2 separate regions of the Homo sapiens genome follow, and region 1 is linked to region 2. A link is an interaction called in ENCODE POLR2A ChIA-PET data of the cell type or tissue named here. Cell type or tissue: OCI-LY7. All regions are shown on one strand. Links, peaks and the distances in the headings refer to the core of each region. The heading gives the core; the rest is flanking DNA.

Region 1 (8,325 bases), core at 60-8,059, 130 kb before region 2:
GCAGGCGGATCACAAGGTCAGGAGTTCGAGACCTGGCCAATATGGTGAAGCCCCATCTTTACTAAAAATACAAAAATTAACCGGGCATGGTGGCATGCGCCTGTAGTCCCAGCTACTCAGGAGGCTGAGGCAGGAGAATTGCTTGAACCCAGGAGGCGGAAGTTGCAGTGAGCTGAGATTGTGCCACTGCACTCAGCCTGGGCAACAGAACAAGACTCTGTCTCAAAAAAAAAAAAAAAAGAAATAAAGGAAGTGGACACTTTGTGGGGGCTGCCACCAAGGGTGTGCCCAGCAGGGAAGAAACCGAGGCACAGAGCAGCATAACATCACATTTTCACCTGAAATGGAAGCCTAGTGCCTGAACTCCCAGACCAACTTCCCTGCCACAGGCTACCGTCTCCAAATGAGGTGAGGCCCGGGACTGACAGGGCCAGCTCCCCATCTGCCCATTTTGTTCTGCAGAGGCCAGCCTGCTTTCTCCTGGATCCCGAGGCTCCTCTTTCCTGCCCCCTCCTTTCTGCTGGCGCCTGCGTGGGAGGCCCTGGCTGCATGACGGGAGTCTGGCCTCAGAGCAAGGACTCAGAGGCATCCTTCCCCAACACAGGCTTGGTAGCCCCACGGTGGGGGAGGCTGTAAATCCCCCGCCCCTGCCCACAGGAAACAGCTGGGTCCCAGGCACCTCCTGCAGACTTAACCCTTTCCAGAACTGCGAACCCCTCCCTGGGCCTGAGCAGCTGGGAAGGGGTGGGGTGAGGGGGCTCTTCAGGTCCAAGCAGAGTTTTTGCTCATGTGTGTGGTGCTGGCAAGTGGCCCCACTATTGTTTATTGAGGGGACTTAAGCCTGCCTGTCCTGCCAGTAGCCAGGAAGGGCTGGGTCTGGTTAACCCTTGGTGTGGCTGTCAGGACCAGGGCAGGAAGGGTGTTGCCTGGGGTGCATGAGCCTCCTCTTTGGTCGTCGCTGGCATCCGAAAGGCCTTTGTCTAGCCCCAGACTATACTGGGCTTTGGGATGAACGCCGGACCCACTGGAAATAACTGTACACTGGCCCCAGGGCGGGGCTGCTGAAATCTAGCAGCCCTCTCCTTGCTAGACTGTAAGTGTCCAGGATGTGAGGACCTTGGTTATCTCTGGCAGAAAACAAATTATTTGTAAATGACCCAAGTGATGCTGGAAGTTTCCAGCTTTCCAAAATTATTTTTCTTCCCCTACCTCTTCTAACACAGGATCTCTTTGGGAATGTTGTAACATTTTGAAGGGTGTGAAAATTCTCAGTAAAGTTAAGTCATTACACACCTAATAATAATAAGGATAATTATTATTATAGTCTCCAAGAAGCTGGAAGAGGATACTCTTATCTCCAGGTGGGTGGGAAGGCCATCCATTAGCACGTTGATGATTGTAATAAAATCTCTGCTGTGTGGCCTGGTAATAAATTTTCATGAGGTTTTCATGACCACTATCTTATTTGATCTTACTTGCCCCCTGTAGCAGAGATAATCCCTTCTCACTTTGTGGATAAGGAAATTAAGAATCAGGGAAGTTTAATATGTAACTTGCTCAAAATTGCAGATTGTGTAGTGTGGGAGCTGGGATCAGAGCTCAGGTCTGTGGGACCTGAAAACTGGCCCTGGCACAGCTGCAGGAAGACGCTGAAGGCACCGTAGAAGAAGTAGGGCCAACAGGAGGGAAAGGGAGCAAAAATGGGAATATGGGGTCCAGAGCAAAGGCTTGGGAGTTTTACTAATAAATCCTCGGCCAGGCGTGGTGGCTCACGCCTGTAATCCCAGCACATTTGGAGGCCGAGGTGGGTAGATCACTTGAGGCCAGGAATTCGAGAGCAGCCTGTCCAACAAGGTGAAACCCCGTCTGTACCAAAGATACAAAAATTAGCCAGGCATGGTGGTGAGTGCCTGTAATCCCAACTACTCAGGAGGCTGAGGCAGGAGAATCGCTTGAACTCCAGAGGCAGAGGTTGCAGTGAGCCAAGATAGTGCCACTGCACTCCAGCCTGGGTGACAGAGCGAGATTCCATCTCAATAAAATAAAATAAAATAAAAATAATAATAAAATAAATCCTTATCCTGAGTGACTTGGAATGGTAGCTGGGCAGTACTAGCATTTTGTTGAAAGGTAATTGTGGGTCAGTACTCTGTTAGGTGCATTGCATGATTTAGTAAATAATTCATATAATAAAGACAGGGAAGGAACAAGGATGGGATGGGGATTATCAAGATAGAAGATGGAAACTGAGCTTTTTCAGGCAGGCAATGGCAGGAAGCAGGGTGCGGAGGCACCTTGATTAACAATGGGACCCAGCAGCCTGGAAGGATCCAGAACAAATCCTGGCACATGTCTGGCCATTGTGGAGTGGGAGGAAGGTATCAAAACCTGCCACTCCAGGAGATGGGCTGGAGTGTGAGCCTCGTCCCTCTGGCCTGGCCCTGATGAACCATGATCTGCCCCTCCCCCAAGCCACAACACAAAGACAATAGTCCCAGCGAGCCTCCTTGGGACAGGACAGATCGTGCCAGGCTGCCCAGCAGGACAAGGGGCCCTTGTGCAGGCCTCAGCTTCAGATCCTGCTCCACCCTCTCTGCGTTGGGGGGTGGTCGGAAGTTCAGATCTTGTGATGGGAGGGAGGCTGAGAGTCTTTCTACAGGGCCAGTGCTGGGGCCAGGGTCACCCAGAGGTCTCCAGGGAGCCAGGGGTGAGGCTGGGTAGCAAGTTTTGGGTTTCTGGAGTCTGGGGGAGGCAGGAGATTGGCTGCTCTGGGTGGCTTCTTGTGGAGCTTGAGAAGTGGCCTTCTTTGAATAGAAAGGAACAGAAGTTTCCTGACCTTTCTCATTTGATCCTCACAACCCTGTAGGGTATAAATGCAAAAGATGATTACCCCTATTTTACAGATGAGAAAACAGGTTCAAAGAGAAGGAAGGCTTTACCTGAGGCCACCCAGGGAGTAAGAGGAAGTGCCAGCATTCACAGCAGCTCTGGGAGTGGGGATGGAGTATGTGTGGTGAATTTATTCGAGAGGCCCGAAGGCCGTCTGAAAGCGTGGGTGCCAGGGTCCTTTTTGCAGTAAAGGTCAGGGTCCTCCCATCACACCACCTGCTCCGTCCCTTCCCACTGCCCCCCCACCCCCATGCCAGGGTCAGCCGCTGGGAGCCCAGGCCAAGCCTGCAACATTCCAGGGAAGGGAGCTGTGGCTCAGGCTGGAAGCTGGGTCAGGGGGCACAGTGGCCCAGCCAGACGGCCTAAATGTACTCAGCTTTTCCTTGAAATTCCACACACCCTGGGCGTTTGGCAGGAGCCCGGAATGCACTTCATCTGAACAATTTGTCTTTCATGGTGCATTTGCATCAATTACCCCATTGTCCTTTCGCCTTTTCTTGGACCACTCTGGCGGTCGAGGCGCGCCCTGTGTGTGCTGGGAGCTGCCGGATGTAGGGTGCGGGGAGGGTGGGGCTGCCCCCTGGTGGCCTAACCTGCACTCACCCACCTAGATGTCTGCCTGAGCTGCTTAAGGAGCAGTCAGATTCCATCCCACAGGATGACTCGTCTGACCCCAGCTCCCCACTCCCTAAACTGTTCCCAGGGTCCCTGGGTGGGGGCGGAGAGAAAGATTATGAGAGGCGAGATGGCACAACACAGGCAGGTCAGGCAGTTCATGAAAGGGAGGGTCCATGGATCCAGGGCTTGGGATCAGCCCCCACACTGCCCCCAGCACCTGTGGAACCTTAGGTGATTCAGCAACCTCTCTGGGCCTCAGGGAGTTATTTGTGAAATAAGAAGCAATAGTGTGCAATAGTGCTAACATCCTGGGCGTGGAAGCTTCATGTATGGGGTTTGAATCCTGGCTCTCCCATTTGCTGGCTGGGTGCAAGATGTTTATCTTGATAAGCCTCAGTTTCTTGCTCTGTAGAATGATGAGAGCAACAGAGTTGGTCCCTGTTATTTGTGGATTTCATATTTGCAACTGAGTGTACTTGCTGAAATTTATTTGTAACCCCCACATCAATACTTGTGGAGCTGTGATCGCTGGCAGCTATACAGAGTGTCAAAAAACTTGAGACAAATAAGATGACACTTTGGCTTCTCATTTCAGTTCTCATCCAGTAAGCAAGGGTCCTTTTCTTGGTCTATTTAGTGCCTTTTTTTTTTTTCATATCTGTGGTTTTTGTTGGTGATTTTACTGTTCAAAATTGCCACCAAGCATAGTGCTGAAGTGCTGTCTGGCGTTCCTTAGTGCAAGAAGGCTGTGATGTGCCTTGTGGAGAAAATCTATGTGTTAGATAAGCTTTGTGCAGGTATGAGTTATAGTCTGTTGGCTGTGAGTTCAATGTTAGTGAATCAACAATAAATATTAAATATGACACCTTTTTGTTTTTTTTTTGAGAGAGGGCCTCACTCTGGTCACCCAGGCTGGAGTGAGCTGGTGCCATCACGTCTCACTGCAGCCTTGACCTGTCAGGCTCAAGAGATCTTTCCACTTTGACCTCTTGAGTAGCTGGGACCACAGGTGCTCACCACTGTGCCTGGCTAATTTTTAAAAAGTTTTTTGTAGAGACGAGGTCTTCCTAGGCTGGTCTCAAACTCTTAAGTTCAAGGGATCCTCCTGCCTCACCTTGGCCTCCTGAAGTGCTGGGATTACAGACAAGTGCCACAATGCCTAAATAAGGTGTCCTTAAACAGAAACACATATAATACAAGGTTATACATTGATTTTATGTATTTATTTATTTATTTATTTATCTATCTGAGACAGAGTCTTCTCTGTCGCCCAGGCTGAAGTGCAGTGGTGTGATCTCAGCTCACTGCAACCTCCACCTCCCGGGTTCAATAGATTCTCGTGCCTTAACCTCCCAAGTAGCTGAGATTACAGGCATGTGCCACACCCGGCTAATTTTTGTATTTTTTAGTAGAGACAGGGTTTTGCTATGTTGGCCAGGCTGGTCTCGAACTCCTGGCCTTAAGTGATCTGCCTGCCTTGGCCTCCCAAAGTGCTGGGATTACTTACAGGCGTGAGCCACGATGCCCAGTCACAAACTAATTTTAAAAATTGATAAAAAACATTGTGATCACAGGCTTGCAAGAACATAATCCTGTATTTCCACTAGGAGCAATTGGTCAGTACTTGCTAATTCTGGGTTCCCAGAGACTTTATAGAATGTAACTACCCAAATAACAAGAATCTACCGTACTTACAGTTTTTCTCCAAGGCTTGAATATGTCAAGTGTGGCATTGTAGCAATTGCAGTTAATACTGTTCCCTGGTGTATAAGCTCTCGTGTTGATTCTCCTGAAGCCCCTAAGCTTCATGTGGGGGTCAGCTGCCTGAAGGTGGGATCCCTCCAGGAGTACACACAGACACATCACCAGCCTCATCTTCGCTGCTCATGCCTGAAACTTCTACCATGAATACTTTATTCATTCAGTTTCATTAAAAGGCCAACGTCTCTCTTGATGATTCACAGGGCTCTCTTCATTGACATTATCTTATTTGGCCTTCACAACAATTGCGATGGTAGTGTCATTGTTCCCATTTATAGATGAGTCTGAAGTTCAGAGAGGATAAATAATCCGACCAAGGTCACCTGGTTTGTTGATAGCTGTATTAGTCCCGTCCTCACACTGCTATAAAGAAATACCTGAGACTGGGTAATTTGTAAAGAAAAGAGGTTTAATTGGCTCATGGTTCCACAGGCTGTACAGGAAGCATGGCAGCATCTGCTTCTGGGGAGGCCTCAGGGAGCTTTTACTCATGGCAGAAGGCAAAGCGGGAACAGGCGTCCTGCATGGTGGGAGCAGGAGGAAGAGAGAGAGAGGGGAGGTGCTACACACTTAAAAATTTTTTTTTTGGAGACAGGGTCTCACTCTGTTGCCCAGATTGGAGTGCAGTGGCACAATCTCAGCTCACCGCAACCTCTGCCTCTCAGGCTCAAGCAATTCTCCTGCCTCAGCCTCCCGAGCAGCTGGGAATACAGGGATATGCTACCATGCCTGGCTAATTTTTGTACTTTTAGTAGAGATGGGGTTTCACTATCTTGGCCAGGCTGGTCTTGAACTCCTGACCTCAAATGATCCACCGGCCTTGGTCTCCCAACGTGCTGGGATTACAGGCGTGAGCCACCGTGCCCAGCCTACACACTTTTAATTAACCAGATCTTGTGATAACTCACTCACATCACTCACTCACTATCACGAGGATAGCACCAAGGAGATGGTGCTAAACCATTCATGAGAAAGCCACCCACATGATCCAACCACCTCCCACCAGGCCCCACCTCTAACACTGGAGATTACAATTTCACATGAGATTTGAGCAGAGACACACATCCAAACCATATTAGTGGCACAACAGTCAGAAAGCTTCAAATTCCACTGTCTTTCCACCACCAGACGCTGTCCTGGTAAAACATAAATGCTCCAGGGGAGGTAAAAGCCAGGTCTTGTTACTTACACTTTAGTGTGAATGAGTGCATTGAGATCCCCAAGGAAATTGACTGAGATCAGGTGGGTGATAAATATCTGATAAATACGCCTCTGCCTCTACCCTGGGCCAGGGATCACTGCTGCTTACTTGAATCACCCTGACTCCTCCTACCTCCCTTTCTGCCTGCAGTCCCTGCCCCGCTATCAACAGTTACCTTCCTAAAACTCAGGTTTGATTATCCTGCATCCCCTAAAATCAATCAGAGGATGCCTTTGCCTGTAGGGTGGGTCCACGTCACTTAGCTGGGATTCAAAGACTTTCCGATGACGTCAGCCTTCCTCTCTTGCCTCCCTTCCTACCAGCCTCCTATGGTCTGACCACAAAGAGAGGTTGCAGGATCTCACCATGCCTCTGCTTTCTCCCCTTCAAACTTTTGCTTGCATAGCTCCCTCTGCCTTTCTCTGCAATCTTAGTCAGCTGGGGCTGATAGAACAGAACAACATAGTCCTGGTGGCTTAAACAACAATTTATTTCTCATAGTTCTGGAAAACTGTGAAGGAGGCTGGGAAGTCTAAGCTCAAGGTGCTGGCAGATTCTTTGTCTGGTGCGGGTTCTCTTCCTTGTTTGCAGATGGCTGTCTTCTTATTGTATCCTTACATAATCAAGAGAAAAATAATCTGTCTCATGTTTCTTCTCAAAAGGGCACTAATTCCATTCATGAGGGCTCTACCTTCATGACCTCATCACCTCCCAAAGGCCCCACCTCCTAACACCATCACATTGCAGGTGAGGATTTCAACATATGAACTTTAGAGGGAGGCTGGGTGGGGTGGCTCACATCTGTAATCCCAGCACTTTGGGAGGCTGAGGTGGGTGGATCACCTAAGGTCAGGAGTTCAAGACCAGCCTGGGCAACATGGTGAAACCCCATCTCTGCTAAAAATACAAAACTTAGCTGGGCATGGTGGCAGGCTCCTGTAATCCCAGCTACTCAGGAGGCTGAGGCAGGAGAATCACTTGAACCCGGGAGGTGGAGGTTGCAGTGAGCCAAGATTGTGCCGTTGCATTCCAGCCTAGGTGACAAAAGCAAAACTCCATCTCAGAAAAAAACAAAACAAAACAAAACTGTAGAGGGTCACAGTTGTAGTGACCCTCACAGTTTCAGGGTCACAACATTTAGTCCATGGCACCTGCCTGTCCTCACACCCTCCTCCGGTCTGCCTGTTCAAATCCAATCTATCCTTCTCAGAGCCTGCTCCGCGGTGAGACCCATCATCCTCTAGAGCCTGCTGCTTCTTGCTCTCCTGCCCCTTCCCCTCTCTCAGGCTTCAGACGCCTGCACTAAGGTCACCGTCTGGACTCCCTGGCCCCGGACAGCCATCAAATCCTTCCCTGGCCCTGAGTGTCTCTGTGGAACTAGGCCTTGCCTGCCTCAGCCCATTCCTTCCCTCCCATGGGCTCTGGGCCTGGGGAAGCAGGGTTTGCAGGGGCACAGCTGGGAGAGAGGCTTCCAGGTGCAGGGAGCAGGAATGAGACGAAGATGCTGGGAAAGCTGCTCTGGTGTGTGAGATCCAGAGGCAGAGAGAAGGCTGGGCATCATGAATGTAATTGCCTCTTTGACTTTTTTTTTTTTTCAGAAGGGGAAAGGGACTTTAGTTAAGATCTGAATGGTTTTTAAGTTGTTTTTGGTTTCCAGACATATATTTTATGTGCATCCCTGACTCAGAGGAGCCCTAAGACAGGCATGGGTGAGCGTGCTTCCTCATCCTCACCCCACCCCACCTGGCCCCCACTTTTCCTGCATTTTAACAAACACCCTTACCTTTTCCTTCCCTGAGAAAGCCAACTATTGGATGCGCTTAACCTGATTCCATACAAATGCCCAGCTTCTCTCT
Region 2 (8,325 bases), core at 239-8,238:
CAGAAGAAGCCCCATGCCTCTAGATTCCAAAGCCATCTAGTGCCCCCATCATTCTTTCTTCCTGGGGCCAGTCCTTAGCTGTCAATGTCAGCGGTGCTAAGTCCACACAAAACACAGCAACACCTGGAGCCCAGGGCTTCATCATGGCAGCTGGGCTCAGATCTTTGTCAATCTCCTTTGGCAAACCTCCAAAGGACTAGGGTTTGGGGGCAGCAGATTTACCCTCCTAATGATGTTTGGCCCTTGCTGGGGTCTAAGGGAATCTGACTTCCAGGGCTTGGGGTTACACAGGTGTTGGAGATATTGCACACAGAGCAGAAAAGCATCTTGCCCTTTGGAAGCAGGCTGAGCAGCCCAGTGACAAGGCTCTCCTCTGTGGCCCTGCTGTTGCTTCCAGTGGAGGGAGCAGGAGATAAAATCCCTCCTTACGGCAACTGTGCTGAGAACCCAGGTGCTGTGATGTCAGCCCGTTCCCTGGCGATCTGGAGCCTGCTGGGCCTCACTATCTCCTGAGCCACTGTCCTGCCATGGTGGGAACATCTCAGCCTTCTGTTTATCTGCCCTCCACAACTTTTTTTCTTTCTGTTTGTCTGTGCTGTGTGTCCAGAAGTCCAGAGAGGGCAGCAAGATGACTGCCAATGGCTTTTCTGGGAGGCAGTGGGAAGATAGCAGTGGCAGAAGGAGCCTCATCTCAGGGGGGACACTAAGCCCTGGGGGCACCAGTATGGATTCCTCTGGGCTGTGGGGCAGGGCTCGGGGTCACAGGACAGGCCTCAGCACCACCAATGAAGCACAGCCAGCAGATGCTCGCTGGGAGCTTCCTCTGTGCCAGGCCCTCTTCGTGTTTTGCTTATTAACTAATCAAGCCTTTCAGACAACCCTTGAGGTTGATATGATTATGACCCTTTCCATTAGAGTGAAGAGTGAACCGGGAAACAGAGAGATTAGGGAAGCAGCTGCATCTACTCCACTTCTAAGTGAGGGAGAGTGGATTTGCATGGGCACGCTGTCCCCAGAGCCCACTCCTGTAGCCACCACTGAGCCCTGCATCCAGATGCCTCTTCTACCACCCCTGAGTCTGTGCTCCTGTCTTGTCACTGGGCCAGGCCTCAAAGGCACCCAGAAAATGTAGGGGGCTGGGCCTAGGGGTCAGGGTGCCACCAGGGGATGCACTCACCTTGTCGTCACAGCGGCTGGCCGCTACACAGTTCTGGACATAGGCCATGAGGGAATCAATGAGCCCTGAGTAGTTACGCATGGTCTGGCGGCCTGCATCGGCCGAGCTCAGGTTCCTGGGGGAGAGAAGAGGGTGGAAGAGGGCAGAGAAAGGGGGAAGAGAGAACGGGGAAGGTGGGGACAAGAGAGTGTGGTGGGGGACAGGCAGGAGAGAGAACAGGCAGGAGAGGGGAGGGCAGAGAGGAGACGACGGGGTGGAGATTGGAAGTTGTGGTAGAAGGAAGGAAGGAGAAGAGGAAAGGGAGGAAAGGAATGAAGAGAGGAAAAGATGAAAACGGAAGGAAAGAGAAACCATTTAGCCAATTCCGCCTGGCCCTGGCTGAGGCTGAAATGAGGTCTCATTTGCACTCAGTTCTTCTCCTCCTTCACTCTGCCCAGTAACTTTATAACTGGCAATGGCTCCATGTGGCAACGGTCCCTCCGCAGCTGCATCCCAAGGCTCACACCCTGCTACTAGTGGCCCTTTGCGGAACAAGAGCCAGAAGCTCCCGCATGCCCAGTCTCTTTCTGTGGGACAGGAAGAAGCCCTGTTGATGCTGGATCAGAAGTGGATCTGGGGGTGGCCGGGCTGGGCACCAGAAGCTCCCTCTCCACCCAAGCTGTGTTCTGCCCCCAGCAGTAGGCTCACTCCCAAGCAATGTGGGCTCATCCCCAAGCAATGTGGGCTCATCAGCCTGGTGCAGGTGGGGTGTGGCTGCTGTTGCTACCAGTAGCACATCAACCCCATAAAACTCTTAATTATCCTCACTTTTCATCTCCCCAGCCTCTCTGCTTCCTGGAGGCTGCTACCGGAGGCTGGCAGGGAGAAACACAAGTTGAGACACAGAGGCACATGCCAGCTGCACCCACCACTCTGGGGGGATTCTCAGGAGTTGGGAAAGACAAATCCCATTAAAGCAAGACAAACCCCATTAAAGACCCTAAAAGGGATCCTGCTCCAGGGTTCCAAGCCCTGTACCAGCCGCCCCTCCACACCCACCCATTTCGCCAGCTTGTAAACCACTGCTTCTAGAACAAGCCCTCCCACCAGCCCCACAGGGGCTTTGCCACACCCTGGTATGGAACTTAGGCAACTTTGGGTGAAGCAGTGCCATCTTCATGCCAATGAACATGGCAAATGGTTTTAACACCACAGCTGGGAAGTGACTCATTAGCAACCCATCGGTAGACTTTTGTCTAAAAGAACACTCTTCAAGATGATAGCACAAGAAATGCATTTTTTTTCATGGGGTGGAGGAGGGAAATGGTTGAACCAGTTTGGATATTCAGATCTAGGCATTTTCAAGCTCAGATTTCTGACTAATGTCCGCTGCATTCTCTCAAAGGGGGTGGTAGGGTCCTGGGCCTTATCCAGTTCCAGGGAAGTTAGGAAGGCCTGAGTCCCTGTGTCTTGGAGCCTGCCCATAAGAGGGAGTGCCGGGTTGTCTGTTATGTTCTATGCACCGGCTGAATGTTGGCTGAGATGGGGCTGCCTGGGGAAGGGCCCAAGGCTGGGACAAAAAGACCCCATGTATCCTCTTCTCTCACCTCAAGCAGCCTGTGGCATTGAAGAAGACCTCAGGGTCCACCACTTCCCGGGACATGTTGCTATTGCCATCGCACCAGCCAGAGAAGGGAATGATGACGCGGTCGGCCAGAACAGGCAGGGCGTCGGCAATGAGTTCCTCCTTCAGCTCGTCAGTGGAAGACAGGTTCCAGAGCAGCCCTGGGGGTCAGAGACCATCAACCCAATTTGTGCCAGGCTCAGGATGCCCTAGGGACCGAGGTAACAGCCCCAGCCTGGACTCTGGCAAATGGGCCCTACTGAAATGTCGCTTTCCAGGTAGCCCTGGTCTGTAGAACCTATTGTCTGTCTGTGTCATGAGGCTATTTCTCAATGCCCCAACCAGACTGAAGGTTCTTTGCAGGCAGGGAACATCTCAGAGTTCTCTGTCAAGGCCAAAATTATGCATGTGGAAAGTGATCAAAAAACGTTTGATTGATCAGTGGTTTTTAGTATAAATTTTAGCACTTGGAGTCTTCTAACGCTGTCTCTTTTCCATCTGAAAGTTATGCCAGAAATACTTATCAGTCATTACTCTGTACATGGTCTGATCTTCCCAGCCCAATTCTAGGTCTTCACGGTGACCTCTTCCTCTTGTGCCCCCCACCTTGAGTGCCTACCATATTTCTTGAACACAGGGTAGGTGCTTAAGGCCTGTTAACCCCTTCTCCCCTCAGTCTTACTCTCTTTCCATCACCTGGGAATCCCAGGGCTTGTGGAATATGGATCTTGCCTGGACATCAGCCTTCCTCCTTTTGCTCTTTAACCTCAAAAAGATGGTGACCCCTTGTGTGTGCACACCACCCAAGGTCACCCTCTGGACACCCCTAATTGGGCCAAGGCCAGTGTCACTAAACTCTCAGGATATTAGCCCTGGGCCAAATCTGCACAGCTGTGTCTTGGCCCAGCCTGGAGAGACAGGCTTGCACCCCAGCCTGGGGCCATAGCCAGTGGCCTTGCACAGCCCTCAGGCTGGCTCTCGGTGGCCGTGTTGTCCTACCAGTCAGCTGCTTCTGGATCTCGGCGTTCCCGGTTCTCCTCAGGAGGCTGACTGCCTCGCGGATCCCATTCTGCCTCCGGGTCTCCAGCTTGTTGGTGGTGCTCCTGAACACCAGGTTGCGCAGGGCCCCTGCCGCGGCCTGCTGGACGTTCTGGTTGGGGCTGCGGAGGAGGTCCACCAGCTTGCAGATGCCTCCCAGCTGATAGACCTGCCAGGAAAGAGTTGCCACGCTGCCTGGTCAAGGGAGATGAGGCTGATCTAGTTATTCTCTACTCAAAGGTGATTTTTTTTTTCAGACCAAAAAATCTATCAGTTCAGAAATATTCAAGTCAACCAAAATAAATAAGCAGTGTGAGGTCATGATAACTGACCCAGACCCGGAGGCAAAAGACCTGGATTCAGATCCTAGCTCCCATATCCTAGCTCCCATATCCTAGCTGGGAGAACCTCAGCTAGGGTCCCTCCTCTTTCCTGAGTCCTGCTTTCTTCCTCTGGAGAATGATGGTGAGGACCTGATAAGAGAGTGGATGTAAATACATTTCAAAACCCTAAAGCAGAACACAGACATAGAAATGCATACAAACTTATCCGGGACTCTGGGAAACTCATTTTTGACACTACATCCTTGGGCTGAACTGAAGAACCCTGTAGTGTCCTTCCTGCCAGCAAAGCTTTGGAGGCATCAACAGGCCTGTTTTCTACCGTAAGATGCCTGGAGAGAGAAGGGGAGTGGGAGAGAGGAAGCAGGTAGGAGGGCAGGAGTTGAGAGGTGAGGAGCAGTCATGTTCTTTAGTGGGATTTGAGAAAAGGGGTTTCTGTTGAACCCGTGGCTGGCATTGAAGTCTCTTCCATGACCAATGGAGGAATTGTACCTGCCTAATGTCCACTTAAACAGAGGGCTTTGCTCTGCAGAAAGTTAAGATGCCCAGCTCTAACCTTGGGCAATGCGAAGGCTCCTGGCAGCTGGGCAAGGCAAGAGAAGCCAACTGCAGATGCCCTCACCCATCTCTAAAAGCGGAGTCAGGCTGACACACCCAGGCCCTCCGCAGGCCCACCAAGGAGGAAGGTATGCAACCAGCTACCTGTTGCTTGGCAGATTCATCCTGGAAGCAGGTATGCTGGATGTAATAGGCCCCAATGGCCTGGTACTTCTCATCCTGGGAGCTCAGGTACTGCACAGCCTTGGGGATGGTCAGCCCACTGCACTCGATGTCCTCACTGCAGATCCTGTGAAGAATAGGCAGTGGGGGTGGTTACGGGGTGGGCTGGGAGCCCTGCTGAGGGGGCTCAGAATTCCTCCCAGCACACTAAGCTGCCACAGCCTCATCTGCCCTCTGGAGAGCCAGAACAAGGCAGCCCAGGCCCACTTGGAGAATACCCCTGGGAACAGCTCCTCTCCTCCAGAGGAGGGAAGGCTACACCCACTGGATTTGCCCCATGTGAGAATAGTGAGCCCCTGGTCACAGTTAATGTCCTAGCAGGTATGTTATCTCTCCACTGAGGAAAAACTCCTCCCTATTCCCTGAGGGGAAGCTTCCCACCTACCTTGCCATCTCTCTTGTTTGTGTCTGGTATTAGGAAAATGGAAGACAATGGCCATGATCCTATCCATCCATCCATCCATCCATCCGTCCGTCCATCCGTCCGTCCGTCCGTCCATCCGTCCATCCATCTGTCCATCCATCCGTCCGTCTGTCCGTCCATCTGTCCATCCATGCATCCATCCATCCATTTATCCATCCATCTATCCATCCCCAAGTCCAGCTGGCTCTTACACAAAAATGTTCACATCTAGCCTTTCTTCCCATTCTTATAGCCACCAATTTCCTGATCTTGATCACTTTAAAGGCAGCAAGGGACTTCCATATTTGGCTTTCTTCCTCAAGTTCCCCCATCTAAAATTTCATACCCTTTTTACTAGATAAGTGGTTCTAAAACCCAGTTCACTGTGTTGTTCTCTAGCTCAGAAACCATCAGCGGCTTCTCCATACTTCAGGTTCAAGTTTAAACAGCTTAGCCTGATGTCCAAGGGCAGGTATTAGGTTGAATCATAGGAAATGTCTGTAGTCAACCTTTTTTCAGCCATAAAACCAGAAATTTCATATGTTTTAACCTAATAACCCGGCTCCACTATGAACATTCCCCAGCCCCTATCCAGGGTCTGCTCCAGCAAGACTGTCCCCTTCACTGTACCCTGGCCAGGTCTCAGGCATGCCTCAAGGCACACCACTGGCCCTGCTGATGCCCCACATCTGTGAAGCCTTCCTAGGGAAGGGAAACCTCTCTTCTAAGAACCTCTCCAGCTCCCCTGGTGTAGAGTCACAGGGTGGTGACTGGCTGTGTCCAGCATTCAAAGAGGGAGCCCTATCCTTATGCTTTGACATACTTGGTGGTCAATAAATACCCATGGTTTTAGCTATAGCAGCCCAACTTCATTTCTAGGAAAACCACCCGAGGTGCAGAGTTCTCTGGCACTGGGTAAGTAGTACTGCTGCCTGCATTGAGAGAATGTCACCCTGCATTCATCAGTAAAATGTCACCCCAAAATGGCTTGACACTCATCCCTTCCATATCTCACCTAGAACCTCCACTCAGGGCCTCTGGTTGGGACAATGAGCTGAAGCCAGAGGCTGCCCTGATCAGCCTCCAAGACAGAGAGGTTTCTTAGTTCTTCTCCAGATCATCCTAAATACGCCTTACGGCCATCAGGTAGTTCGGAAACGTCTAGCTCTATAACGGGGTTCTGCTTATTTTCAGAACAGTGTGGTACCAGTAGGGAAGAGCACAGGATGGAGAGCCAGCTGTGTGGCCTTGGACAAACTACTTAACATCTCTGTGCCTTGTTTTCTCCTCAGGAATACTCATGCCTGCCTGGTGGCGGGTGTGAGGATTAAAGATGAAGAATGCAAAGCTCCTGAGGCTCTCAGAAAAGGAGTTAATTGTGTAGCTCCAGAACAGCTCTGGGTTGTCCCTATCATGGCTGTGTCTCCCGCACTTGTCAAAGAGCCTGGCATGTAGTAGATGGTCGGCAAACATTTGCCAAATAAATAAATAACAAGAGCAGTAGGTGGTGATGAAGGACAGTTCAAAGGTTCAGGGAGCCCCCAGCCCTGAAGGGCAGGCTCAGTGTCACTCACGACACCTCTGCGTCTATGGCTCCTAACGGGGCACCCCATTTGGTCTCCTTTGTTTCCTCTGGGTGATGGCCTTCCACATGTATGCACAGGAGTTGTGCTCTGTTCTGTAGCAGTAGATCATGAAGCCCCATGAAGTCCCTCAGGGTTTTTGTTGTTGTTGTTGTTGTTTGTTTGTTTGTTTGAGACAGGGTCTCACTCTGTTGCCCAGGCTGGAGTGCAGTGACACTATCTCAGCTCACTGCAACCTCCCCCTCCCGGGCTTAAGTGATTCTCTTGCCTCAGCCTTCTGAGTAGCTGGGACTACAGGCACCCGCCACCATGCTTGGCTAATTTTTGTATTTTTCTGTAGAGACAAGGTTTCATCATGTTGTTCAGGCTGGTCTCAAACTCCTGAGCTCAAGCACCCTCTACCCGCTCCTGCCTCGGCCTCCCAAAGTGCTGGGATTACAGGCGTGAGCCACCACACCCAGGCCATGTCCCTCAGTTTTTATGTCTATTTGTCCTATTTGTCCTTTGGATTTACCTGTCTTATAACGTAACCTGAAACCCATTCTATTCCCGTCGTCCATACCGGGGCATATTCCTTTGCTCTTTCAGAACATGGATAGAGATTTACATGCCTAAGATCAGAGGTTCTCAAACTCTAGTGTAAATCAGAATCACTGAAGGGCTTGTTAATATATGCATTGCTGGGCCCCTCTCCCAGTGTTTCTGAGACAATAGGTCTGGGTGGGTCCCCAAATGAGCATTTCTAACAAATTCCTGGGTGATGCTGATGTTGCTGGTTGGAGGAACACACTTTGAGAACTATTAGCCTCTTTCTGTTCATAAACTGTGACCTTTAAAACCTACACAGTCAATGTCTGTTTCACCTTCACACTAAGAACTTCTTGAGTTCAAGGGCCCATGGGGCCAGGTTCTCCCCATTAGGGAGTCCATTACACCAGGGGCAATGAACTCCCCAGGGACAGAAGCTATGTCTCTCCTGTCATCCCAGGAGCCCTTTGCAGGGTGCAGTCAGGCTAAGGGTGTGTCTCCCCACTGGCCCTCCTGGCTCCCCAACCCAGCCCAGCAGCACTCACTTGGAGCTGGCCCTAGAGTGGCCAAAGGACAGGTCCTTGTTGCAGGAGATGGGCGGGATATACACAGGGTCCTGCTTGGAGGCACAAGAGGGCGGGCGCACAGGGCACTTCTTTATGGCCTTCTGACCACTGCAGGTGCTGTAAAAGCTGTAGCGGTTCTGGGTGGTCTTCTGGCCCTTGCTGCCCAGCGTGCCCTTGCGCAGGGTGCCCCGTGGGTCACAGTAGAGGTCGGGCTCACTGCGGCTCGCCTTGATTTTCTGCATGAAGCAGATGTCGCTGCCTGCGCCGGTGGTGTTACAGCTGCCCCGGGGGTAGTGCCGGCTCCAG

The links. ChIA-PET counts read pairs that join two places held together with the same protein. Peaks named below come from ENCODE experiments on the same cell type or tissue, not always from the same donor. Only the 100,000 strongest peaks of a DNase experiment are listed, where the experiment ranks them.
Region 1: POLR2A ChIA-PET joins it to region 2 with 12 read pairs; 2 of 35 experiments call an interaction of 5 or more read pairs at or near these places.

What each region holds. Positions count from the first base shown.
Region 1 is chr1:201,443,423-201,451,747 of GRCh38, reverse strand. No RefSeq gene overlaps it. Among named protein-coding and RNA genes, the nearest start is that of PHLDA3, 22 kb to the left of the region's middle. RefSeq lists enhancers at 433-552, 3,623-3,742. In OCI-LY7, for the core only: CTCF peaks have their summits at 3,263 and 3,469 (motif pointing left); DNase peaks (open chromatin) are centred at 637, 2,917 and 3,447; H3K4me3 peaks cover 1,538 bases; H3K27ac peaks cover 845 bases.
Region 2 is chr1:201,313,234-201,321,558 of GRCh38, reverse strand. It overlaps PKP1 (plakophilin 1), which reads right to left. Exons shown (of 14, transcript NM_001005337.3): 3 at 7,999-8,325; 4 at 4,862-5,006; 5 at 3,780-3,987; 6 at 2,764-2,941; 7 at 1,178-1,292. Among named protein-coding and RNA genes, the nearest start is that of PKP1, 34 kb to the right of the region's middle. In OCI-LY7, for the core only: no CTCF peak of the experiment used is centred there; no DNase peak of the experiment used is centred there.